2 separate regions of the Mus musculus genome follow, and region 1 is linked to region 2. A link is a loop called in an ENCODE intact Hi-C map of the cell type or tissue named here. Cell type or tissue: left cerebral cortex. All regions are shown on one strand. Links, peaks and the distances in the headings refer to the core of each region. The heading gives the core; the rest is flanking DNA. Region 1 overlaps Lrrc3b (leucine rich repeat containing 3B). Region 2 has its middle 56 kb from the start of 1700062C10Rik.

Region 1 (9,100 bases), core at 400-8,399, 680 kb after region 2:
TGTAATTTTCTTCCTCTGCTTACCTATGTGGAAAGTTTTCAACCTTTCCTATTTATAACCTTCTCATCCTTCAATCAATATAGAGAGTGTGTTGGCTCTGAAAGAGGCTTGATTTAAATTGAGGAGAAAGAGATAGGGGGTTTCAGAAATCTCAATTCATTATTCATGATGCTTAGAAAGAGGTGGATTTTTAGATGTGTGAAACTATCCTGGTGGAAACTGAATTAGGTAGAGAGCGTTGATGTTAGGTGTTACGAAGCTCTTGTTCCCTGATACCTTGTAGATAAGGTGCTGATATTTCCAGCCCACCCCCTCTGCCCCCATTTTCATAAGGATTGAAAAGAGGTTCTTTCATTTCAGAGGAAATGAACATACCCAGCTTAAGAAAATGGAGCCAGGCTTTGAATCTGGGGAAATTACTTTGAGCTCTAAAACTGTGTTCTCCTCATTTCCTGAAACTAAAACTGCTTCTATCTGCTTTTCTGCTTTTCCTTCTTGAGAGAACCAAAATCCTGCAGACATGGACAGGATATGGGGTTTCTTTGCAACTGCCTCAGAAGGTACCTTCCTGGAACTGTTCTCACCCACTGAGAAAGTGTGCAGAGCCCAAATAATCGTAGTCATAATATTATTATGGAAGCATTTTTCAGTTTTAATTTGTCTGTCTTAAATATGCAACACCAAGTTTGTCCTGTGAAGTGTGCTTTGGATAGAGCAACCCAGGACAGAAATAATGAATAGGCTGTCTGTCTCAGCTTCCAAGAGTATGCATTGCTCCATTAAAGCACCGTATGAATAAAAATTGAAATGCTTTGTGGGGAAGCACTACATTTGAGAAGAACACTATTGGAGCCATATATAGAGGACAGCCAGAAAATATCCTTCTCCCAGAGGATTAACACACAGTTTTCAGGGATGTTTCTGATGGGAGCCACTTATATAATCATGAAAAATAATCAGAAGACAGGGTTCAGGTTGTCCAGGGCACTGCTTTTGTTCTGTATCATCCAACACAATGCTGGGCTGTTGCAAATGGAAAAATCATCTCCCAGAATCTTAGACTGGCCTGAGCAGTCGTTTCCCTTGTGTGGAGAGCTGGGAAGCCTCTGATGTGCTCGTGGAGAAGGCACCATTTGCGATCTGAAGCTCACAGCAACACCTTGCTCCTCCTGATTTCTTCTGCGCTGTTTCTTGGGGAGGCTTTAACTCAGAGTCTTTTAACAAGAAAAGCTACACGAATGAAAAGAAGAAAACAATCCTAGATGCCAACTGAGCGCCTATTTTTACTGGACCCTTCTTGTTATATTTCTCAAAATAAAAATAGATGCAAGCTCCGGAGTTCCAGTTTTTTGACAGGAGATCTTGATGGACATGCTTTTCTGTCACCTGGGAAAACAAGCTCCTTCAGTTGGGCTCTTCATCTTTCATGCCCGCATTCAAAACTGCTCCTTCATGGCCCCCTCCTCTTGCCTCACCCACTCCCCATTGCCACCAGATCCATTTTCTGAAGATGCCACTTTAATTCAATAGCCTCCTTGTTTAGAGTTAGTTAACTCAACTATCTGTGATGCCACAAGCCTGGACGTGGTGCCACATCTATGTTCATGATGCTCATGATCAGCATGGTGGCCTTACTTCATGATGCTTTCCTTGTGCTTCCCTCCATCTCTGGTGGAGCGTATGCTCAGAAAATTCTCCTCTTTTGACCCTCAAGTATCCCATACTATTCCATCCTTTTCTGGCCTAGGATAGCAGCTAGTATAGAAGTTTCTGTTAACTATGCCTAGTGACTGTAACCCCCTGCCTTTTACATTCACTTCAGTGTTTTCTGCCTTACTCCATAGTCCTTATAGTGCTGTTTTCTATTTCAGTGTTGGTTTAAAAATAGCCACATGTCTAAGATGATGTCTCATACTTGGTACATCTCCCTCATCATTCAGATGATCACTGGGCTCTGAGCTTTGAGGGACATGTAACATGCTATAGCTGCTCTGTTCTTCAGCATCCACAAAAGTGTGCGGCTGGAAGGCAGTTCTCAGTCAGGATGACATGAGAGAAGCAACTGAGGGAGCCAGAGAAGAATCACTAAGTTCTGAAGAGAACTGGGGTTAAACTGGAGTGGGAGCATGCAATAAGCTTTTTGTGGGCCACAGCATTACCTTGATTCTAAAGGAGGGTGTCCATTTAATCTGTTGATAGACCAGGAATTTTATTCAGCCTCAAAGAAAAATGAAACTGTGATCATTGTGTTAGGTGAAATAGGCCATAGATAGACAAATATTGTATTTTCTCATATAGCAATATTGTGTGTGTGTGTTTATTTGTGCTGTGTATATGTAGGACATGGAAATAGTGAAAGGGGCTGTCTTGATTAGTTTTTTGTTGCGCAGATTAAACCATAACCAGGAAATGATTTGTTTTAGCTTACACGCTATTGTCCATCATCAGAGGAAGTAAAGAAAAAAGTTCAAGGTAGGGAGGGACTAGAAGTATGTAGGAATACTGCACAGTGGGTTACTCTCACTAGCGTGTTCAGCCTGCTTTTATCTTGTTTTTGTTTTTGTTTTTTAATCTAACTTCTGATCACCTGCCCAGGGGAGGCATAACCTGTAGTAGGCTTGGCCCTCCCACATCAATAATTAGTCAAGAGACTGCCAGGCCATACCTATTAGAGGTCAGTCTGATGGAGACAAATCCTTAGTTAAGGTTTCCTCTTTTCGGGTGACAAGTTGACAAAAATTAGGCATCACAGGCATCCTAAGAGGAGATGCAAAATCCTTACCAGTGGGGAGGAGAAAAACACGGGTAATGGAACACAGGGACATGAAAGCAGAAAGGGGTATAACAAGAAAGGAGCAAGGCAAGGAGGAAGGCAGTAGGGGAGGGAGGGGAGGCATGCAAGAACAAAACACTAAGAATTAACTACAGTTAGAACATTTGATTTGTACTCTGACAATGCCACATTACCACACTATAAGGTACTTAGGTTCTATTACTAACAAGTACCAGAGGTTGAAGGTTGAACCTAGATCTGGCTTCAGAGTTCACTTTCACTCTCACAGGCTTTTAGGGCATGGCCTCCTGCCATGCTGTACTGAATAGAGGTAAGCGGAGGCAAGTTTGCTGGGATAGTATGTGATCCTGCAGCACCTCCTGGACTATGAGAAGAAAACAGCCAGCTGAGGTAGCAGAAGCCCAGAGAAATCTGTATATACCCTTGGAAACCCAGTAGTATGGCCAGCTGAGGCTCTGTCCCTGCTGAGGATGGCAGGAGAACATCACCCTCTGTGGCAGCCTCTCCTTTTCTCACAGTCTCTGCCTTGGCACCTGTTCTTGGCATCATATGCTGCTGAGAAACGTTAGGTGTCACGTCATAGCTGTGAAGTTGGGTGGGAGACAGAAGCCAAGGAATGGCACCCTGGAGCTGGGAAAGAAAATGAAGGCAGGGGAGAGGCAGGAGAGCTTCTGTCGGCTGAGGAGATGTAGGAGGGCCGTGGCAGCTGCCTTGTTTGGGAGGTAAGCTTACAGCAGGAACACACAAAAACCCCTCAGTCTACACAGCCAACACTAGGGGACGATATGGGAACACCACAGATGATAACCAGAGGTTCTTAGACCCCTTGGCTGTGATGTCTGTTTCATGGTCTCAAGTGGTTTCTCTGATACCAGTTCAAAGCCAAGTTCTAGGTTATTAACCATCTAAGAACTATTGCAAAGAGCTTACGGAACCTATCGTGAGCTGAGGTATGTAAAGCCACAAAGAGATGCCACATTGAAGTCACGGCATTTAGTTTCTGAAGAGATGAGTCATATTATATGGGCAGTGAAGAGAATGCTTATAGTGTCCATACCTGGTGGCACCAGATGGCTCTATTTTTTTCCATGACTAATTAACAGCCTAAAATAGCCTGCATTTCCTAGATGGGGAGAGAAATGCAGAGCCTGGCAGAATTTCTGGGAAGCTCTTCTGTTCCCAGGCTATTTCTAATAACCTGCACAATAATAGAATGAAATGATGATTTAAAATCACTCCAAGATTGGTTGTCCTTGAACAATACTGGGATGGATTTATAAAGAATCCTAAAGTGGATACTCCTGTATTTCCCGGCTGCTGTGTCATCTGAAGCAAGTCAAACAAAGCAGAGGTGGACAGCGATAGCTATGGTTTCGGGAGGAGTCTGGTGTGGATAGCAAAGGCACTCACACAGTGCTCAAAGGTTTAGCACATCTACGTTCCAAGCTACAATCCATACAAATTAAATCAGAATTTCCAAGCAGGGAATATGGCATTGGTGGATTAAAACTTTTCCAGATGGTTCAGATGCTTGGCGACAAATAAGGTATGGTACAGGAAACCTTGAAGAAAGATGCCAATATGTCACAGAAGCACTTCACAGAAAAGAGGAATGGCAAAGGACAGCAGGGAGTAAGATGGACTCTGTTGGCAGAGAAAACAGAAGATGCAAAAGAGGGGCAAAGCTCATTATAACTGTGGCCGAGGGGCCTGAGGGAGAGCGGGGTGAATATGAGAGAGAAGCAGTATGCCTCCCGAGGGCCCTGAAATACCCAGACACTCAGATCTCACGGGCACTTTTATAGGGCATCTGCACAGAAAAGGAGCAATTGTTTGCTTAATGTTCATAGCGAAAAAATCCCAGAAAGAAAGCAAAAAGTGTAAGCTCCCTAACTTGAGCCATTATATTGCCCTCTCCGGGGGCTTTGTGTAGCATTCCCTGGGACATTTCTTTAAATGGACATTTCCCAACTGGAGTCATTGTGTTGCTATCTCCAGAGGTTTGTATAGTGTTCCTGGGTTGTTTCTTTAAATGGACTTGCTGATTTTTACTTAAATGTATCTATGTAAAGCTCCCTGTCTGTGTGTCCATCTTTCTATCTACTAAGTATCTCCTTAGGCAGAAAGCTATAGCCTTTTTCATAAGTAGAAGTTCAATTTTTGAAACCAATACCAGGGTGAAACAAGTCAGAGTGGTTCCTTGGATAATTGCTATTTATCCTGTATCTGAGGTGCTGTCCTTGTGTGGAAAAGGAAATCAGTAAATGGTGTTGAAACAAAACAACACCAATGGGGATAGGTCCTGAGGGTGAAACGAGGGAGTAATAGTAATGGCAGTTCACAGGCAGGTGGTGGGGACCCTGTCAGATCCCTGAATGGGGACGATGGGCATTTTGTCGGAGTTGCCCTGAGAATGTGAGCAGAGTTAGCCTCCTGTCAACTTGAATGCTAACATAAATGCAGGAGGTGTGATTGCAGAACCTGACAAAAATCACAACATCCCATCTCTAAAATGCTTTCAGATGGAGCCATCTCTTTTTATTCTGCCTACAGAAAAGGGCAGCCCCTCTTGGCTTGATGAAATGTATTTGCTTTGAATGTAAATGAACCAAACTTTGTACTTTACAGATGAAGAGACCATGACTTAGAGAGGCTGGGGGAGTGGTCAAGGTTTGTGTAGCCAATTCACAGCGGAGCTAAATCTCAAACTGAGCTTTGTTTGACTGCAAAGGCCTCATCTCCTTTTATACTTCCTCCCCCACAGTACTGTTCCTGGCTGTTCACTTCCCCAGATGATTTTTGGCTCAATGATTTATGAACACCCTAAAGAATCACTGCAGGGATGGAATTGATAATCTCTGTAAAACAAAGCCAGAGGCATATTGCTACTGCTGTTCTTGTTGCTGCTGCTGCTGATCCTGTCCCAAAAGGTGACATGAAGACTGGGCATGCATTGCAACTAATAGTTTAACGTCAAGTTAGTCCAAACACAAAATGGCTCAATACAGTATAAATGCTGTTGACATGATTATCTGAGGGTGTCTGAGGCAGGTGATGGAGTGGGGATTATTGCATACTTTGCTCTGCTGGGGAAGGGAGGGTTTATTTTGTTTTATATTTCCAGGAGATATGATCATGGCAGTAAAAGGACAATATAGGAGCAGGAGGCAGTCACATTGCAACCACAGTAAAGAAAGAGATAGATGAATGTCTGAGCTAAGCTCATTTTCCCCTTTGTATCAAATCTGGGACCCCAGACATGAATGATGCTGTCCACACTCAATTAACCTAGTCTAGATATTCCTTCTTCGATAAGCCCAGAAACTTGTTGCGCTGGTGATTCTAAATCTTCTCAAGGCACCAATTAAGATCTTTCTTTTAAGAACTTTAAGAACTCAGCTGACTGCATGTTAGCTGCCATCAATACATCCACTGATGGAGAAGCCCAGCAGACCAGATTAGGGGATTCCCAGGGACCAAGTCTCAGAAGAGACATTGACATCCTCTCCTTCAGTTACCATTTCATTGGCCAGAATTCAGTCACATAGTTAAAGTTATTTGTAAGGCAGGCCAAAAGAAAACAAATGAAGAAAAGAAAAACAATGGATTCTTGAAAGCATCCCAAGCAGAGAAGTAAAAGAAAGGCATTGTGTATAGAAATCTGAAGATGGAATATCAGACACTCATTAGCAAAGCCAGTTTGCCAGTGTGCCCATCTGAAACCACAATCAAGAGGTCCTGTTGCTTTCTATTCCAGAGTAATGTAAGATCAAAATTGGAGTGAAATGTCCTGTGCTTGGTAAAGCAAACAAGCTCTTAGTATGCCAGACACATAGTCCGAGACTAGGAGAGGGAAGCTAAGCTTAGATTCTAACTTTTGCCATTGTGTAGCTTTGTAATTCAGCTCACTCATCCAAGCACTGGGAGTTGAACAGCTTTAATTTCAGAATAAAAGTTTTGGTGGTACCTTCTTCATGGGGTCTGAAAGAAACAATGGAAAGCAAGAGATACCAAACAAGTATCCAAGTCCTTGCTCTGTCTATAGGTCAAGTCAGTTCAATGTGTGAATCTGCTCTCTGGCTATCAGCAGGGTGTGGTGACTTCAGGGCATAAGGATTCACACCCCCCCCCCCCCCAGTGTATCTCTCCTCCAGACGAGGCTTAACCTCAGCTGTCTCATTCCACCTCCATATTTGCTAAGTCACTTCTCTGAGTTGATGGTGTTAGTAATTTAAGCAAACTCATTCCTGCTTCATGCCTTGAAGAGCTCCAGAATTAGAGCAATTCATTAAACTAGCTCCTTTTGTTCCTTTTCCTTTGGCTAGAGTTGCTCGGTGCTTCTCAGTTCTAGCTGGGGCCCACATTGGCTTTGAGGTTGCCTTCTGAGCTACTCATTAGAGGATGGTTGTTTGGCCTTGGCTTTCTGTATGCTTTTGTGCCAGTATAGTTGTGAGTTGACAGGCATATAGTAGTGCAGAATGCCGCCCATATTCCAGTTGTTTCAGGTGAGGGTGTGTCTGCCTTTTTAAGCTTTAGTAAGCAGATAATAAGAAAGATTATAGAAAATCAGGACGAGACTTGATACATTGATTACACTATCTCCTGTGTTGTACCCAGGGCAGATTAGATCAAGATAATCTTGACTACCCCCTGATCAACCAACTGGCAGTGTCATCATTTATAAGATTAACTCAATAAAACACAATTCACAGCCAAAGTACCTGCACAGATGTAATAGTGTGGTTTACAAGCTTTCATGTGCACAGGACTCACCTGAGATTTAAAAAAAAAAAAAAAAAAAACAAGAGGCAGTGGTGGCTCCACCCAGGTTCCTGAGGCTGTTGGTAGTCCAGCGTCTAATATCCTGGGTTCAGGGAACTTCTGAGACAGGTCCCAATTTTACCAATCACTTATCTTTATACAAAACACTTTCAGATAATATATGTCTGTAGAAAATAACCAAGCTGCACTCATAAGAATAATCAAAAGTTGCAATCAGGAGAGAGCATTTTGTTTTTCCAGTCTACATTGTTTTTACCTAGTGCCTCCTCTAGGCCATTGAGAATAGGTGGATCTTAAGTGGTCTCATACCCATGTCTGTGTTTGCCCTGACCATGGAAAGGTGCAATGGGGGGGAGCAGGAGCCTTTTCTCTTGTGATCGTGGAATAGACCTATTAGGAACATCATTTCAAATAGATTTCTTTTTCTCTTTACTTTCTTTTTCCCCTTTAGCAGTGATAGGAAGCAAACCTAGGGCCTTCTACCTGCTAGGCAAATGTTCTATCATAGAGCTGAAACCCAGTGACTTACTTATTTATTATAATTATTTTAAGACAGGTTCTCACAAATTTGCTCAGACTGGCTTTGAACTCACTCTGTAGTCCAGGCTGGTTTTGAAGGTATGATCTCCCTGATCCAGCTTCCCAAGCAGTTGGGATTACATGCCTAGGCCACATTGCACAAACATTACCATTAATACTGCTTGTACTATGCTTACTGTTTGCCCACCTGCATACCACTGTTAGCTCCTTTAGATGCTCACAGAAATCATATGAGGCAGATTCCCTTGTGGTCTCCTCTACAGAAGAGAAATGGAGTTACATAGAGGCTAAATACATTCTCCAGATCAACTTCCCCTCAGTCAGCACGCCAGCTCCCGCTTATGTGATGCATCTTCCCTGGTTTGACATAGGAAGCTCTCACATTCACCTACATACAACTTTTAAGGGATCCTTCCACTAGTCTTTATCTTTTCGTAAATCTTTTGGTCTTCATTTACCAACTGAGAAATGCGCTTTGCAGTGCTCTGAAAACCTCTCAAGATTGTTGAGGAGTTGAAATAACACAATCCAGGAGAAATTCTATAAGTAACATACAGAGAAAGCCTGGGATCAAGATAGAAGTCCGTGGCTAGTGCACTGGATTAATGCTGAGATCATTTGAATAGCAATGTCTAAGTATCTAATGAATGCTATGTTAGTTTCTATTTCCACATTTTTGTGACATTTTCAGGGAGAATTATTTTAACCTGAAATATTATTTAAATGACCAAACCAAACAAAACCTGTTTGAATTTGTTTTGTTTAGGTCTGAAGATAGGATGTTTTGCGGAGGCTTAACTCCAATAAAAGATCCATCCGCTGGTTTTATTCATTCATGTATTGTGAAGGAGCATTTCCTCTGGTTTGTTCTGGGAAGTGTTTTCTCCTCTGGGTTGAAATGAATCTCCACACGCCTGTATTTAGATCCTAGGTGTTTCATGATGAAAGCCATTTCACCCTAGTATTTCATACTCAAATTTAGAG
Region 2 (9,100 bases), core at 597-8,596:
GGTGGCCCCATCCCTCAAAGGGGGGCTGTGCCTATCCACTAGATATCATATCTACAGGTTCTATCACTCGTTTGTTGGGTATTTCCTCCTGGGCTTGGAAACCTCTTGCTTAGGGAACAGTTTTTAACAGAATATCAAGATAAAACAAAGCAATATCTATGTGTAACATTTTAAAGATGAACAAATGAACTCAGGAAACTACTAACAACATTGTTAACTTTTTTTGTGAATAGTGGTGTTATTTTATTTCTTTAAACATTTTTCTATTTATATCTGTTTTTAGTGTTTAGTAAATCTATAATTAGAAAAAGAAAGCTTAAAATTATGAATTGAGAGGAATCCTTTGTCGAACAGCCAGCAGGTTTGGTTCTGGTCATACAGGTGACTCTTGGCAAGCACTGACTCACTCACTCAGAAAGCAAGGTCAGGAACTATTCAACACTGCTGTGGAAGTTTTGTAGGGAGCAAGGGCACAAAAGGTTTAGGCAGAGAACCCAGACATCTCTAGATCCTTTCTCTGTTAAATTATGTGCCTATTCAATTCACTCAAGTTTGTGCAAAATCTAATGTGAATAATTAATTTCATGTGGGGTCAGATATTCTCTGATTATGTGGCCCTGTACAGTGGCTCCTGAGAGTGAGTCCTGAGACTTAGTACCTTGTAGAAGTTTTCACAACGTCTTTAAATTCTACCATTGGAGGTAATGTAAAAAATAAAATTGCTAAAATTATTTATAAAGCAAAGTATATTCACTCTTTTGGTGTTAAAAATCTCCTGTCTTTATAAAATGATCGTGACAGGGTGTGTGTGTGTATGTGCATCTTTGTGTATGTTGTTTGTATGTGCATGTGTGTATGTGTGTGTGAGTGTGTGTTTGAGAGTATATGTATGGTGTAGGTATATGCATGTGTGCGTGGTGTGTGTGTATGTGTGAGTGTATATGACCATGTATGTGTACTTGTGTGTATGGATATATGTATGTGTGTGAGTGTGTATGTGTGTGTGACCATGTGTGTGTGCATGTGTTTATATGTGTGTGTGTGTGTGTGTGTGTGTGTGTGTGTGTGTGTGGTGTGTATGTGTGTATATGAGTCTGTGTATGTGTGTGTTTCGGTGTGTGTATGTATGTGTGTATGTGTATGAATGTGTGTATGAGTATGTATATGGTGTTGTGTGTCATGTGTGTATTTGTGTGGTGTTTATATGTGTGTATATGTGTGTCATGTGTATGTGTGTGGTGTGTGTATATGTGGATGTATTTCTATATGTGGGTGAATATATGTGTGGGTGGTGTGCATGTGTATGAGTGTGTGTATGTGTGTATGAGTGCATATGTTTCAGTTGGTGTGGTGTGTGTATGCATGTGTGTGTATGAATGTGTGTGTGTATTTACATGTGTGTCACAGAGAGAGAGAGAGAGAGAGAGAGAGAGAGAGAGAGAGAGAGATATTCTGTCATTTGGCAAAAATACAAAATTGCTTCTGCAATTGTGAAGGCTGAGGCCCTGAACTGGATTTAGAATAGTCTATAGTCTGGAAAGAAAGAGTCAGAGTTTAAATTTATTATTATTATTATTATTATTATTATTATTATTATTATTATTATTATTATTTTGTAGTCCGTAACATGTGTATGTTCTCACACAGATATTTCTTAATCTTTAATAATGGTAGGAGAATTTTCTTTCAGGTATATAAAATGTTCTCCTTCTCATAAAAAATCTAGAAAAATGACCAGCAAATGATCTCCTTCTAAGAAACCTTGCACAGAGTCAGAGCACAGTCAAAAGTTATGATTTTGGTACTGGTTACGTGGGATAATCTACAGCATGTTTAACAGCACATAGTCACTGAGATGATCCCATTAGATAGCGATTGTTTGAGGAAATATAGTTCTCATCAGTACAGTCTTTTAAAACTGAATCTTAGGGATTTTACTGAGGCTTAGAGGAACAATTTCAAGTAAATTCTCACATTTTGAGAACTTTTGCTTTAATTCAATGGGATTGCTGAGTTATTGCCATTGAATTTAAGGTATGAATTCCTAGGGCAAAAGAAGGGCTAGGAGTATTCTAAGAGAAGCTCAGAGCATCAGGTGCTGAGAATGATGACCCCATCATGGTGGCTCATGACATGGCACCCTCATCTCTGACAGTGCATCTGCTTTCCCTACTCACTGCTCCTTCTGATCAGCATCTTCTTTAGAGGTTCCCTGCTGCATTGTTGCTAGTTCTGAACCACTTCCTTATCCTCTAGGTCTGAGAAATAACCTATGTCTTTGCAATGGTCTGAGGAAAAATGGTCTCCATAAACCTACACATTCAAAAACGTAGTCACCAGGAGGAAGTGTGTCACCAGATCTCTCTCTCTCTCTCTCTCTCTCTCTCTCTCTCTCTCTCTCCCACTGCCTGCAGCTCACTATGTGTCTCTCAACTACTTTTCCAACACCATGCCTACCTGCACAACACCGTGCTCCCTGCCATGATGATAATAAAACTAAACCTCTGGAAGTGTAAGCCAGCCCCCAGTTAAATGCTTTCTCTTACAAGAGTTGCCTTGGCCATGGTGTCTCTTTATAGCAATAGAATACTGAATCCTGACCAAGAAAGTCCTTTGGAAGCCTTTGCTACAATAAGCAACAACAATACATACAGTAAAATAGAAACTATAAAACCTCATTGTCTCACAGATCATCTCTGAAAGATCTATATGTTATTATGAGTTCTTTAATTTTCTTTGTCCTAATAAGACACTCACAATGCATTCATCCAACTCAGAGTAGTAGTTACATTACAGTAAGTCCAGACAAACCATGTTCCCAGAGTTTGTTGGTTGGTGTTGAGATTTTCACCATCAGTGTCAATTGTCCATTGTTTGTCTCAGTGGAAAGAATTTGTGTGTTCTACAAAGATATGCTTTGCTAAGTCGTATTCGTGATTCTGAGAGAGGGTTGTCTGTACTGAGGCAAGGGCCTATTCAGCAATGATTTATAAGCATCTTCGATGTGTAAAGCACTGAGTAGAGAGGATTGAATTGTAAGGTTTATGATGTTCACCAGAGAGGTAGTAATGAAGACACCACCTTCCAAAGTCACAGTATAGAGTAAAGGTAAGCTTTTCCTATTGAGGTTGTAAGCCACACATGATTTGTAATCTTCTTAATACAATGCATCGAAGCAGAAGCTAGTTTATATAAAGCATGGAGTACCCACATGATGAAGCACGAGCTCCTCTTAGGAGGCCAGGTCAGGCCACGAGTCACCGAGCACTAACCAGTGAATAGCAAGCATTTTGAAAGTTGTCTGGGGGCATCTATAGAAAATAAGTGAAAGAAAAAGTTTATTAAGCTCCCACATTCTGCTGTGCCTTAAAGTATGTAAGAATAAGAATAAGCTTTGTCTTTTGTTTGAGCTGGTGTTTAATGGTAGAGGTGTGTGGGATTGGAAGTTTCAAAGCCTACTTTTAATAAGGGTTCTCAAATGCTTCATTTCCCCACTTCTAGGCCACAGTTCAAAGCTAGGGGAGAAAAGATGGTAAATAGAACAATGGAATGTAGACCTGTTTAGAAGTATTTCTTTGGGGCAATTCCAATCTCCATTGTCAGGATAGTAGCAGTCCAGTTTAGTAGTATCAGGATACCAAACATGGATCAGCAGCAGTGGCATGATCTAGCAGAAAGAGCCAGGCCTCAACTGAATCAGCACAAGTCAGCAGGAGTGACTAGAATCAGCTAGGACACAAGGAGAAGTTCTCTGTCATGCCTCTTCCAGTGAAGTGAAGATCAATGAAGTTGTAAGACCAATGAAGTATTGCAAGACTAGATATGCAAGCGCACCATCACTGTCCATTGAGTCCTATTTATACTCTGTCTAAACATCATGTGTTCTCCCACAGGTCTTGCCTCAGCAAAACATCAGGCTAGTCTGCATCAGAGAAACACCAAATGATTCTGTATAACATGACATAACCAGAAACTTCCACATCAGAGGTGCTCTGAGAACTTCTACAGTTGTCTATTAATTTATACTGTATTTGTACTTGAAGTCTGGGCACCATGTTCTGGAGGAATGGTTGAAATGACTCTTGATATATTCTTCTCTTCTTCTTCTTCTTCTTCTTCTTCTTCTTCTTCTTCTTCTTCTTCTTCTTCTTCTTCTTCTTCTTCTTCTTCTTCTTCTTCTTCTTCTTCCCCTTCCCCTTCCCCTTCCCCTTCCTCCTCCTCCCCCTCTTCCTCCTCCTCCTCCTCCTCCTCCAGTCATCCTCCTCCTCTTTCTCTCACAGATGATACTTTGGACTAAATTTTTTTTAATGTTTTTGAAACCTCAAGACTCATGTCCTTTCTACTAGCAGAGGCTGAAAAAAATGCTTTTAGTCACTATGTGATGCTCAGCATAGAATCCAATAGAATTCCAGCTCAGCTAGACTCCAAAGCATTTTCTGGTGGAGCTGGTGGATGAAGCCCAAAGTGTCAGCATGCATAGCTAGAATTTCACACTCTACCAGGTGGTCTAGGGCAGAACACTGTGGGAATGACCCAAACAAAGAAGAAGGACCATATTGCTGCACACAAGGTGAGAGGCAGCATGTCCAATCTTAGGGGCCTTAGGACTCTGAGGTGGAGGCTGAGAGAGCCAGTTATTTGAGACTCAAATTGTTGGCACAGATAGGCTGAAGGCTCAGCAGGGAGAGAAGAGAAGCAGAAAGCTTTCCAAGAAGAAGCTGTAAACTGACCTACTTATTCTGACGATGAGATTTGCTTCTGCTTCCCCACAGGCCAAGCCCAGGTTCCCTGACATGAAATCCAAGCACTCACTGGTAAGGACGTAGAGACTAGGGATTTTTTTCAAATGCTTGTTTTTCTTTTTTCCCCCAGTAAGGATTCTTTGCCCTACTGGGTGATAACTGTGCCCAGCCTGGAAATAGTCATGGTAATGAGGATTATTTGTGTGGCGTCAACAAGTCCAGAAAGGAGTGGACAGACAGCATGACCATCTGGTTTCTGTGATCTTCTCTCGCACAGGACTCATAGAACCTATGGGAACATATGGGAGGAGAGTGGGAGGATGAGGGGGCTGGAGGAACAGAGGCAGGTGCCAACCTGTCCTTTCATTTTCCTGAGCTCTCTGCCAAAAAACATTTACTCCTCTCTTTTAGTGGCAAGAATGACCCTTTTCAAATCTTTTTGTGTCATAATTTGGGATGTCCGTTTCTTAGACGTATAGGGCAAGCTATAATACAGGCCTTATTGGCAGAGAAACTGATGACTTGTGAGTAGCTGGCTCTTTATGGTGGTATGTGACAGTATGTTAGGATGTAAATGGCATCTCTGAGTTCTATCTACCATGAGAGTAACCTCTACTCTTCCACAGCTGCCTCCAGGCACTAGCAAATGCTCCAAAGGGATAGCTATGGGCTATAGGGTTGTAGCAGGTTAACCTGGGCAGAGGCTGAACATACCAGCTGGCTGAATTTGAAACAGAGGAATGGATAGGGATTTTATGCTAACCATTCATGATATCTTTGTTGAAGAAATGTTCATCATACAGCATCAGTCTACAAGTCAACAACTTAGTGTAATTACTAAAGTAGCAATAACAAATGCACACCTGAATCTAAGGTGGCATCCTTTCCCTTTAAATATTTCATCTTTATTATTTGATTTGTGTGTGTGCCGTGTGCTGTGTGCTGTGTGTGTGTGTGTGTGTGTGTGTGTGTGTGTGTGTGTGTGTATGTTAATCCAGAAGATGTGAGATCTCTTGGAACTAGAATTATAGGTGGTTGTGAGATGCCTTATATGGGTATTCAGAACCAAAATCAGGCCTTTTTTTCCCATCTGAGAATGAGTCCACAGCCTTGTGGATGGCAGGCAAGAACTCTAGAACAGAACTGCATCTCCAGGATTTTCCTCAAAGGCCGTAAATTATCTGAGTCTGTGTCTGTCTACTCTGAGGATGGTGCTGAGTGCTGTTCAAATCCTCCCTGATCCTGAGAGCTTTCCGTGATGCTGGCTCATGGTTCAGCCTCTGGGCAGGAATCACCCTCACCTGAAAGGAACTGCCATGGTTTCTTGCTTCTTAGGAATGACCTATGCCAGTGATTAGGGTTTCTGAGGGGAGGGCCTGTTATTCAACTGGGACTAAACTTAAGGGTGAGTCCAGTTCTACAACTTCTGTAATAAAAGTTCAGCTAAACTAAGTGTGGCAACTGTATTCAAGTTCTAAGTCTCCTTGGGTTGAATTCTTTATTCCTTTGTATTGGCTGTGAGGGTTAGTCAGGACTTTCTTCATGTCCAGACTGTTTCTGGAACCCAGGGTGGACTCCTATCTTAGTTACGGTTTCTATGACTATGATTAAGCATCATGACCATAAATAACTTGGGGAGGAATAAGTATATTCTTCTTACAGTTCTCAGGTCACTCTCACTGAGGGAGTCACAGCAGGAACCCAAGTCAGGTGTGAGGAGGTAGGAACTGAACCACAGAACCAAGAAGTGCTGCTTCTTGTTCACATTGGCTATACAGGCACAATCATCTCTAAACAGTCTGATTTTGGTCTGTACTCTGGAGACAAAATACATCTTTGTGCTGTTTGAGTCTGTTATTGGAAGCTTTTGTATTAGTCAATGGAGACTAAATCATGCTGCAAAGATAGACTCTTTTAGCAGCGTAAATCTTTTGGATTGGCAAAAGACCATCACTCCACAGAAAGAATATGTTTTAATCCCTGTTCAGATGTGACAAAGATATGTATGGAAAATTTAGTTTTTGCAGAGGGTAGAGCCATGATCTGTAGAGAATGAGGACAGGTCAAGTCTTGAAGCTGCAGAATCCCAGAGACAAATGCAGGGCATGTCTACAGTGCAGGGTCTCGGTTACATTGTCTTCCCTGCAGGATCTCCAGATTTCAGTGGACTGAAGGCTGTCATGTGCCTTTTCATCTTTGGTCTTTCTAGATGAAAGAGTTCACATCTGAATCTAGGAAGTGCTTATTTTATAGCTATATTTTTTCTTATTAAAATATCCTGGATATGAGAGAGGCAGAACACCTATCCCTTTAGTTCCTTCAAGTGTTAATCAAGAGTTATGTGCAGGTTACATAAACTAGCCAGCATAAGGCTGCCGATGATAAGTTTCTCCTCCTCCCTGTTTAGTGGATCTTCTCCCTCTAGGGAATTCCAGTCTTGGGGCACTTGCCTCCCTTTCCTGTGCCCTTCCTTCCTCCTTTCTCCAGTGCTTACTTCCTCCCCCCATTTCCTCTCTTCTCTTCACTCCTGTTCTCTTTCTATTACCTTGATTCCTACTGCCTCCCTCCTCCTCTCCTCCATTTTTTACTGTTTTGTCTCTGTTCATTTGTAAGTCTCCTGGTAACTAAACTTGCTCTATTTAGTGTGTACAGCCCTGGCCAAAATTTCTCTTTATTTGAAGACAGTTTTAATAAACTCTTCTCCATTTTTTCTACTCACATATATGCTTATATCTTTTCTGATCCCAGGTTTCAAGGCTGGATACGTGTTTGTACCACAGTTCAGCCTGTCTTTGAGTGTGGAGTGTGCTTGTTTGAATCACAATGGCTTCCAGTTTCTGTATTAGTTACTTTTCTATTGATGTGAACAAACACATTGAGGAAGGAAACTAATCAGCATTTAATTTCAGGGTTTGCATACAGTTTCAGAAGATGAGACTTTGAACATCACAGCAGGGATCATGACATAAATCAAACAGAAAGAACACACAGAAAAAGAAAGACAGACTGGGAGAGGAGGAGGGAGGAAGGGAAGGAGAGAGGGAGAGGGAGAGAGAGAGGGAGAGGGAGAGGGAGAGGGAGAGGGAGAGGGAGAGGGAGAGGGAGAGGGAGAGGGAGAGGGAGAGGGAGAGGGAGAGGGAGAGGGAGAGGGAGAGGGAGAGGGAGAGGGAGAGGGAGAGGGAGAGGGAGAGGGAGAGGGAAACTAACTGGGAATGGCATGGGGGTTTTGAAACTTTAAAGTATACATGTAATAACATATGTCCTACAACAAGGTCATACCTCCTCTAACAAGGCATCTAAACCTTCCAAACAGTGCCACCAATAGCAGACCAAACATTCAAATATATAATCCTATGGTGGTCATTAAGTCATCACCAGGAGTGTAGAGCCAAGCCTCATGTCTTCTTCTGTGCCTGATGTTTTAACTGCCAACAGTGGTTTGGGACTCCATCTATATCACTTGCTATCATGGCTAATACATTCTCATTTCTCTGTAGCTCTCTATTTTGGAACAGTCTCATTGTTTAGGAGTGCCATTCTTTACTTCTTGGCCCAATTTGAATAGTGTAGATGGAAGCATTTTTGTTCATATCTCTTTTTTTCTTTTAACTTTTTTTATTAGATATTTTCTTAATTTACATTTCAAATGGTATCAGTAAAGCCCCCTATACCCTCCCCCCACCCTGCTCCCCAACCCACCCACTCCTGCTTCCTGGCCCTAGCATTCCCCTATATAATATGATATTCACAAGGCCAAGGGTTTCTCCTCACACTGATGGCTGACTAAGCCATCTTCTGCTACATATGCAACAAGAGACACAGATCTGGGGGCTACTGCCTAGTTCATATTGTTGTTCCTCCTATAGGATTGGAGACCCATTTAACTCCTTGGGTACATTCTCTAGCTCATTCATTAGGGGCCCTGTTTTCCATCCAATAGATGACTGTGAGCATCCACATCTATATTTGCCAGGCACTGGCATAACCTCACAAGAGATAGCTATATCAGGATCCTGTCAGCAAAATCTTGCTGGCATATGCAATAGTGTCTGGTTTTGGTGGCTCTATATGGGAAGGATCCCAGGGTGGGGCAGACTCTGGATGGTCCTTCCTTCTGTCTCAGCTCCACACTTTGTCTCTGTAACTCCTTCAATGGGTATTATGATCCACATTCTAAGAAAAAATGAAGTATCCACACTTTGTTCTCCCTTCTTCTTGAGTTTCATGTGTTTTGCAAATTGTACCTTGGATATTCTAAGTTTCTGGGCTAATATCCACTTATCAGTGAATACATATCCACTTATCAGTGAGTACATATCATGTGTGTTCTTTTGTGATTACCTCACTCAAGATGATAT

Evidence for each region. Hi-C counts contacts between places; a loop is a spot of excess contacts. Peaks named below come from ENCODE experiments on the same cell type or tissue, not always from the same donor. Only the 100,000 strongest peaks of a DNase experiment are listed, where the experiment ranks them.
Region 1: it touches region 2 in a loop (5-fold over the local background); 2 of 42 quality-filtered maps call a loop at or near these places.

The regions. Positions count from the first base shown.
Region 1 is chr14:15,405,630-15,414,729 of GRCm38, reverse strand. All of the region lies in intron 1 of Lrrc3b (leucine rich repeat containing 3B), which reads left to right. Among named protein-coding and RNA genes, the nearest start is that of B230110C06Rik, 27 kb to the left of the region's middle. In left cerebral cortex, for the core only: a CTCF peak has its summit at 3,559; DNase peaks (open chromatin) are centred at 1,903, 3,396, 3,790, 5,526 and 2 more places; H3K27ac peaks cover 3,066 bases.
Region 2 is chr14:16,088,869-16,097,968 of GRCm38, reverse strand. No RefSeq gene overlaps it. Among named protein-coding and RNA genes, the nearest start is that of 1700062C10Rik, 56 kb to the right of the region's middle. In left cerebral cortex, for the core only: no CTCF peak of the experiment used is centred there; DNase peaks (open chromatin) are centred at 4,597 and 4,993; H3K27ac peaks cover 390 bases.